Regions from separate parts of the Homo sapiens genome. Here region 1 is linked to region 2. Evidence: read pairs that join two places in POLR2A ChIA-PET (ENCODE). Cell type or tissue: GM12878. All regions are shown on one strand. Links, peaks and the distances in the headings refer to the core of each region. The heading gives the core; the rest is flanking DNA. Region 1 holds the start of LOC124904303 (a long non-coding RNA gene). Region 2 overlaps ME2 (malic enzyme 2).

Region 1 (2,917 bases), core at 250-2,749, 70 kb before region 2:
AAAAGTTACTTGTCCCCATATTGAGGGACATTCTGTAACATAACTAGTCTATAATTTTCAAAAATGTCAATATCATAAAAGACAAAGCCTGAAAAACTGTTCCAGATCAAAGGAGACTAAATACACAGGACAAGTAAATGTCATACATGATCCTGAATTGAATCTGGGGAAAATTTTTGCTACGAAGGACCTTATTGGGACAATAGACATGATTGGAAAATAGCTTATAGATTAGACTATAGGTATATAATAGATTATAGATTAGATATAATAGACTATAGATTAGATAATAGTAAGGTTTCCTGATTTTGATAACTGTAGCATGCAGGCCAGAACTAGGGCGAGACAACAGAGGCTCCTAGGGTACAAAGTTGAAGGAAGCCCTCTTGAAGGGCCACTCACGCTCAGGCCTTGTTAGCCTCCATCTAGTTCTAGCCCTGGTGTTGTCGTTATGTAGGAAAATGTCCTTGTTTTCAGAGCTACACACTGAAGTATTGAGGGTAAAGACATGCCAGTATATGCAATTAACTCTCCAAGAATTCAGGAATAATCATCATACATAGGTAGAGCGAAAAAAATGATAAAGTATACACTGCAAAATGTTAATAGTTGGTGAGTCTAGGTAAAGTATTTACAGAAGTTCTTTGTACTATTCTTTTTTTTTTTTTTTTTTTTGAGATGGAGTCTCGGTCTGTCACCCAGGCTGGAGTGCAGTGGCACGATCTCGGCTCACCACAACCTCCGCCTCCCGGGTTCAAGCCATTGTCCTGCCTCAGTCTCCCAAGTAGCTGGGATTACAGGTGTGTGCCGCCACGCCCAGCTAATTTTTTTTATTTTGAGTAGAGACAGGGTTTCACCATGTTGGCCAGGCTGGTCTTGAACTCCTGACCTCGTGATCCACCCATCTCGGCCTCCCAAAGTGTTGGGATTACAGGCATGAGCCACCATGCCCGGCCCTTTGTACTATTCTTGCGACTTTTCTGTGAGTTTGATTTTTTTTTTTTTTAATTTTAGGTCACTTGTCCCTGTGATGAGGTTCACAGCAGAGCTGGAATTTGAACTCTCTGCCCACAGAGTGTGGCATGGTGCTATCTGCAACCCAAATAGCTCTACCCTGAAGCCAGGGCCTGGGAGGGCCTGCTGATCAGATGCCTCAGAGCAGCATTTCTCCTACTTTAACATGCACACAGATCACTTGGGGAGCATGTTAAAAAGTAAATCCTGATTCCTTGGATTTGAGGGTGGGCTGGAGACTCTTCATTTCTAATAAGCTCTCAAGTGAGGCCAATACCGCTGGTTCCAGAGGCAAAGCCCTAGAATCCAGGGTCTAGAACTGTGTAGGACCTAAATCTAAAATGTACTGGGGAGGGGAATAATGGAACACTAAATTATTTAGGAGACAGTTCACAGTCATGATTCTACCCACCTAAAATGCTTTGTGATGAAAGTTAAATTTTCGGACATCGTTTCCGTTGAATAAACATGTAGAGTGAGCCTACTGGTTGCCATATCTTAGAATGCAGAATTGAATGGCAATGGATATGAACTGAAACACAGTTTATCCAGTCTTTCCCTTCCCCCAGTAGACGCCAGATCAGACTTACATCTAGACAGATTTTAGTCCCTCAGGTGAACTTGGCATCTAACGGTTTTCCTCAGTGTCACAGGTACAAGAGAGAACATCACAAGCAGGGAGTGCTGGAAATGACAAGTTCATCCAAAACAAACCTGCCAGGCACGGTGGCTCACGCCTGTAATCCCAGTACTTTGGGAGGCCGAGGCAAACCATTTGAGGTCAAGAGTTTGAGACTGGCCTGGCCAACATGGCAAAACCTCGTCTCTGCTAAAATACAAAAATTAGCCAGGCATGGTGGTATGTGCCTGTAATCCCAGCTACTCAGAAGGTGGAGGCAGGAGAAGCGCTCGAGCCAGGGAGGTGGAGGTTGCACTGAGCTGAGATTGCACCATTGCACTCCAGCCTGGGCTACAGTGCTATGGTGTCATTTCAGTGATAAAAGTTAATGAATATCTGTGTTACTTTCAACTCTGAGGAGGAAAACAATCTACCTAAACACCACCAAATTATTTCCATATTCTTTAAGCATTTTTCTTATTTATTTATTTATTTTTTTTTGAGAGGGAGTCTCACTCTGTCACTCAGGCTGGAGTGCAATGACATGATCTCGGCTCATTGCAACCTCCACCTCCCAAGTTCAAGCAATTCTCCTCCCTCAGCCTCTTGAGTACTTGGGATTACAGGTGCTCACCACCACACCTGGCTAATTTTTGTATTTTTTAGTAGAGATGGGGTTTCACCGTGTTGGCCAGGCTGGTCTTGAACTCCTGACCTCAGGTGATCCGCCCACCTCGGCCTCCCAAAGTGCTGGGATTACAGGCATGAGCCACCGTGCCCGGCCTCTTTAAGCATTTTTCTTGGGAGACAACCTTGAGGAAAAATAATTTTAGCTTAGACCAGAATCACAGTTACTATTTTTTTTTAAACTTTTAAGAATAATCAAGAGTTACCTTTTTGAGGTAAGAATTAGGCCCAGCAGATGGGTATTGAAGAGAGAAGGAGACTGTGAGCGCTTGGGTGAGCACAGACCTCATGTCTGCTCCTCAGGACAAACTGTGTGTAAGGGGCAGAGAAGGGAGGGGATTCCAAGACCCAGCCCCTCCTCCAAGGAAAGATGGAAAATCCATCACTGCTCTGAGGCTCCCAGAACACTCGCCCCTCTAATGTCTGCTGTCCCTTTCTCCCAGAGCTGCTGCTGCCTCTCTGCTTTTCCTTCCTCCCCTTTCCTTTCCCTAGCCGACTTTTGCTTCCCTGGCACTTCTGACATGCTTCTCCCAGCTGCTGCCCTTGAACTGCGGCCCCCTTCCTTCCCTCTGTGCTGTACCACCCAGGGGAGCCGGC
Region 2 (2,917 bases), core at 257-2,756:
CACTCTTCTAAAAATACAAAAATTAGCTGGGTGGTTGCATAGACTTGCGCCTATAGTCCCAGCTACTCAGGAGGCTGAGGCGGGAGGATCGTTTGAGCCCAGGAAGTGGAGGTTGCAGTGAGCCAAGATCACGCCACTCACTGCAGCCTGAGTGAGAAAGGAAAAAGAAAGAGACCCTGTTTAAAAAAAAAAAAAAAAAAAAAAAAAAAAGCAGAATCTGAGGCCCCACCCCAGGCCCTATGCATCAGCATCAGAATCTTGTTAGTTCTCCAAAAGATTCTGCTGCCTGCTTTAAGGCAGTGATTGTGAGGGCAGAATCGGTGTGTCAGGGGTCCTCCTGAAGAGACACCAGCCAGGGCTCTGCCCCCGGGGGCCTGGAGGGAGGAGGAGCAAAGGCACCTGCATTTTAAAGCTTCACAGTGATCTGAGGCAACTTCTTGGTTATGAATCAAAAAATTTTAAAATATTTTAACTAAAATCTTGGACTAAAACTTCTCATTGTCAATAAACCTTACCCTTGCTAGTAATCCAATTTGTTCCATACAACAGGTGGTGGTGGGAGATTAGAAACACATGTATTCTTACCTTTTCCTACTACTTACTGACACTCTAATCATCAGAATTTCTTCTCAATTCAAAATAAAAGATTCTCTATTGCTGTTATTCAAAATAATTACCTTCTTGCTAGGTAAAGTCTCATCGAAGGTAATGTTTTAATTTCTTTTCCAGCTTGATGCCATTCTGGCCTCCCCCGATTTCCTCAATGCTCATAGTCCTTCCTGTATTCTTAGCTTAAATATTAAGCAATTTTACTTTAATTTACATCCAATAATTGATACTTGTTGAAAGATTGACTGGTAAATAACAATGACAATTGGGAGCTTTTTAAAAAAATAGAATTATTTTATTTAAGCAGGCTATATGCCATTTAGCCTATTTTTTTCCTTAAAATACTTAATAACTTCCATGAAGACTGTACCAGGCATACTTAATAAGCAAACTTCGTAGTAAAATTACTTTAATTCAGCATACGTTCCTGCCTTCAATAAACACTAAGCAAGAAACAGGTTTATATTTATTATATTTCTTAGGTTGAACTAAAATCAAGATTTCACACAGAGAGTATGTTTAGGCGTGATTTTGTTTTGATAAAGGGAACATGAAAAACAGAAGCCTCTCAGCCAGGTGCGGTGGTGCACACCTTTAGTCCAAGCTGCTCAGGAGGCTGAGGCAGGAGGAGAGCTTGAACCCAGGAGTTCCAGGCTGCAGTGCTCTATGACCCACGCCTGTGAACAGCCACCGCCCTCCAGCAAGGGTGACATAGCAAAACCCCATATCTAAAACAAACAAACCAAAACCCATAAACCTTTTGTCTTTAATTAAAAGAAAGGAATTGTGACCGTATGTTATGAAAAAGACTTCTGACTTTACTAATCTGTTCAATGAATTAACCAACTGCATTTTCCCATACTCCAAATGGCAATGCCATTGCGACCATTTTAAAATTATTAAATTATATTCAGAATTATGATGAATTGGACCAGGTGTGGTGGCTCACGCCTGTAATCCCAGCACTTTGGGAGGCCAAAGTGGGTGGATCACCTGAAGTCAGGATTTTGAGACCAGCCTGGCCAACATGGTGAAACCCCATCTCTACTAAAAATACAAAAATTAGCTGGGTGTGGTGGCCGGTGCCTGTAATCCCAGCTACTTGGGAGGCTAAGGCAGAAGAATCGCCTGAACCGAGGAGGCAGAGGTTGCAGAGATCATGCCACTACACTCCAGACTGGGCGACAAAAGCGAGACTCTGTCTCAAAAAAAAAAAAAAAAAAAATTGGCTGGGTGCGGTGGCTCACGCCTGTAATCCCAGCACTTTGGAAGGCTGAGGTGGGCGGATCGCGAGGTCAGGAAATCGAGACCCTCCTGGCCAACATGGTGAAATCCCGTCTCTACTAAAAATACAAAAATTAGCTGGGCGTGGTGGCGTGTACCTGTAGTCCCAGCTACTTGGGAGGCTGAGGCAGGAGAACTGCTTGAACCTGGGAGGCAGAGGTTGCAGTGAGCTGAGATCACACCACTGCACTCCAGCCTGGTAACAGAGTGAGACTCTGTCTCAAAAAAAAAAAAAAAAAAAAAGAATCAATTTGTATTCATAGGCAGAAGATGAAAAAAATGAAGTCTCTTTTTTCCTACAGAGCAATATCAAATACTGTGCATGCTCATATTATCGATGAATTATCTGTTGTTGTTACTATCCTAGAATGAGCATTTAAGTTTTCTTCCCTAAGAGCAAGCATGGTAGGCAGATATATTTTCCTTTAGAATTCTTCAATATGCAAGCCACACAAGAAAACTGTTCTGGATAGCCATTATTACCCATTTTACTGGGATTAAAAAAGGCATTTCCCAGATGAACACCAACCTTATTCATCCCCATTTAGCTCTAAATTAATGTTGGTGGTTTAAAAAAATTAAGTCTGCCTTCAATGGAGAAAGAGTTGTCACTACTAATGATATTCAAAGAAACAGTATCATAGTAACATTCCAAAATTATCTCAAGCAATAAAGAGCATCAGTTCTGGAATAAGGGCATAGTTTCTCCAGTTAAATATGACTCATTTTGATGTGAAGCATGACTAATTTAGATTTAAAAAGTCACGTGATGTTCCCATATGATTAGGTATCTTATACTCCCTCCTAGAATCATCTAGAAGTAACAAAAATATGTGTTTTTCATAAGCAAATCTAAATTTCTAGTTGGGCAATAAGATAGCATAACTGAAGCAATTAAATGTAAGATATTTATTAAATAAAAAGGTTACACTATGATTTTTATACACTGTTGAAAACAATGACTTTTATTTACTTAAAGCCAGCAGTAGTTCCCATTACTCTCATAATGTTATAGTTAAGGCTT

The links. Peaks named below come from ENCODE experiments on the same cell type or tissue, not always from the same donor. Only the 100,000 strongest peaks of a DNase experiment are listed, where the experiment ranks them.
Region 1: POLR2A ChIA-PET joins it to region 2 with 10 read pairs; 5 of 35 experiments call an interaction of 5 or more read pairs at or near these places.

What each region holds. Positions count from the first base shown.
Region 1 is chr18:51,017,723-51,020,639 of GRCh38, reverse strand. All of the region lies in intron 1 of LOC107985152 (a long non-coding RNA gene), which reads left to right. LOC124904303 (a long non-coding RNA gene) reads left to right here and starts at 2,354. Exons shown (of 2, transcript XR_007066372.1): 1 at 2,354-2,917. In GM12878, for the core only: no CTCF peak of the experiment used is centred there; no DNase peak of the experiment used is centred there.
Region 2 is chr18:50,947,761-50,950,677 of GRCh38, reverse strand. It overlaps ME2 (malic enzyme 2), which reads right to left. Exons shown (of 16, transcript NM_002396.5): 16 at 1-2,917. Among named protein-coding and RNA genes, the nearest start is that of ELAC1, 19 kb to the left of the region's middle. In GM12878, for the core only: no CTCF peak of the experiment used is centred there; no DNase peak of the experiment used is centred there.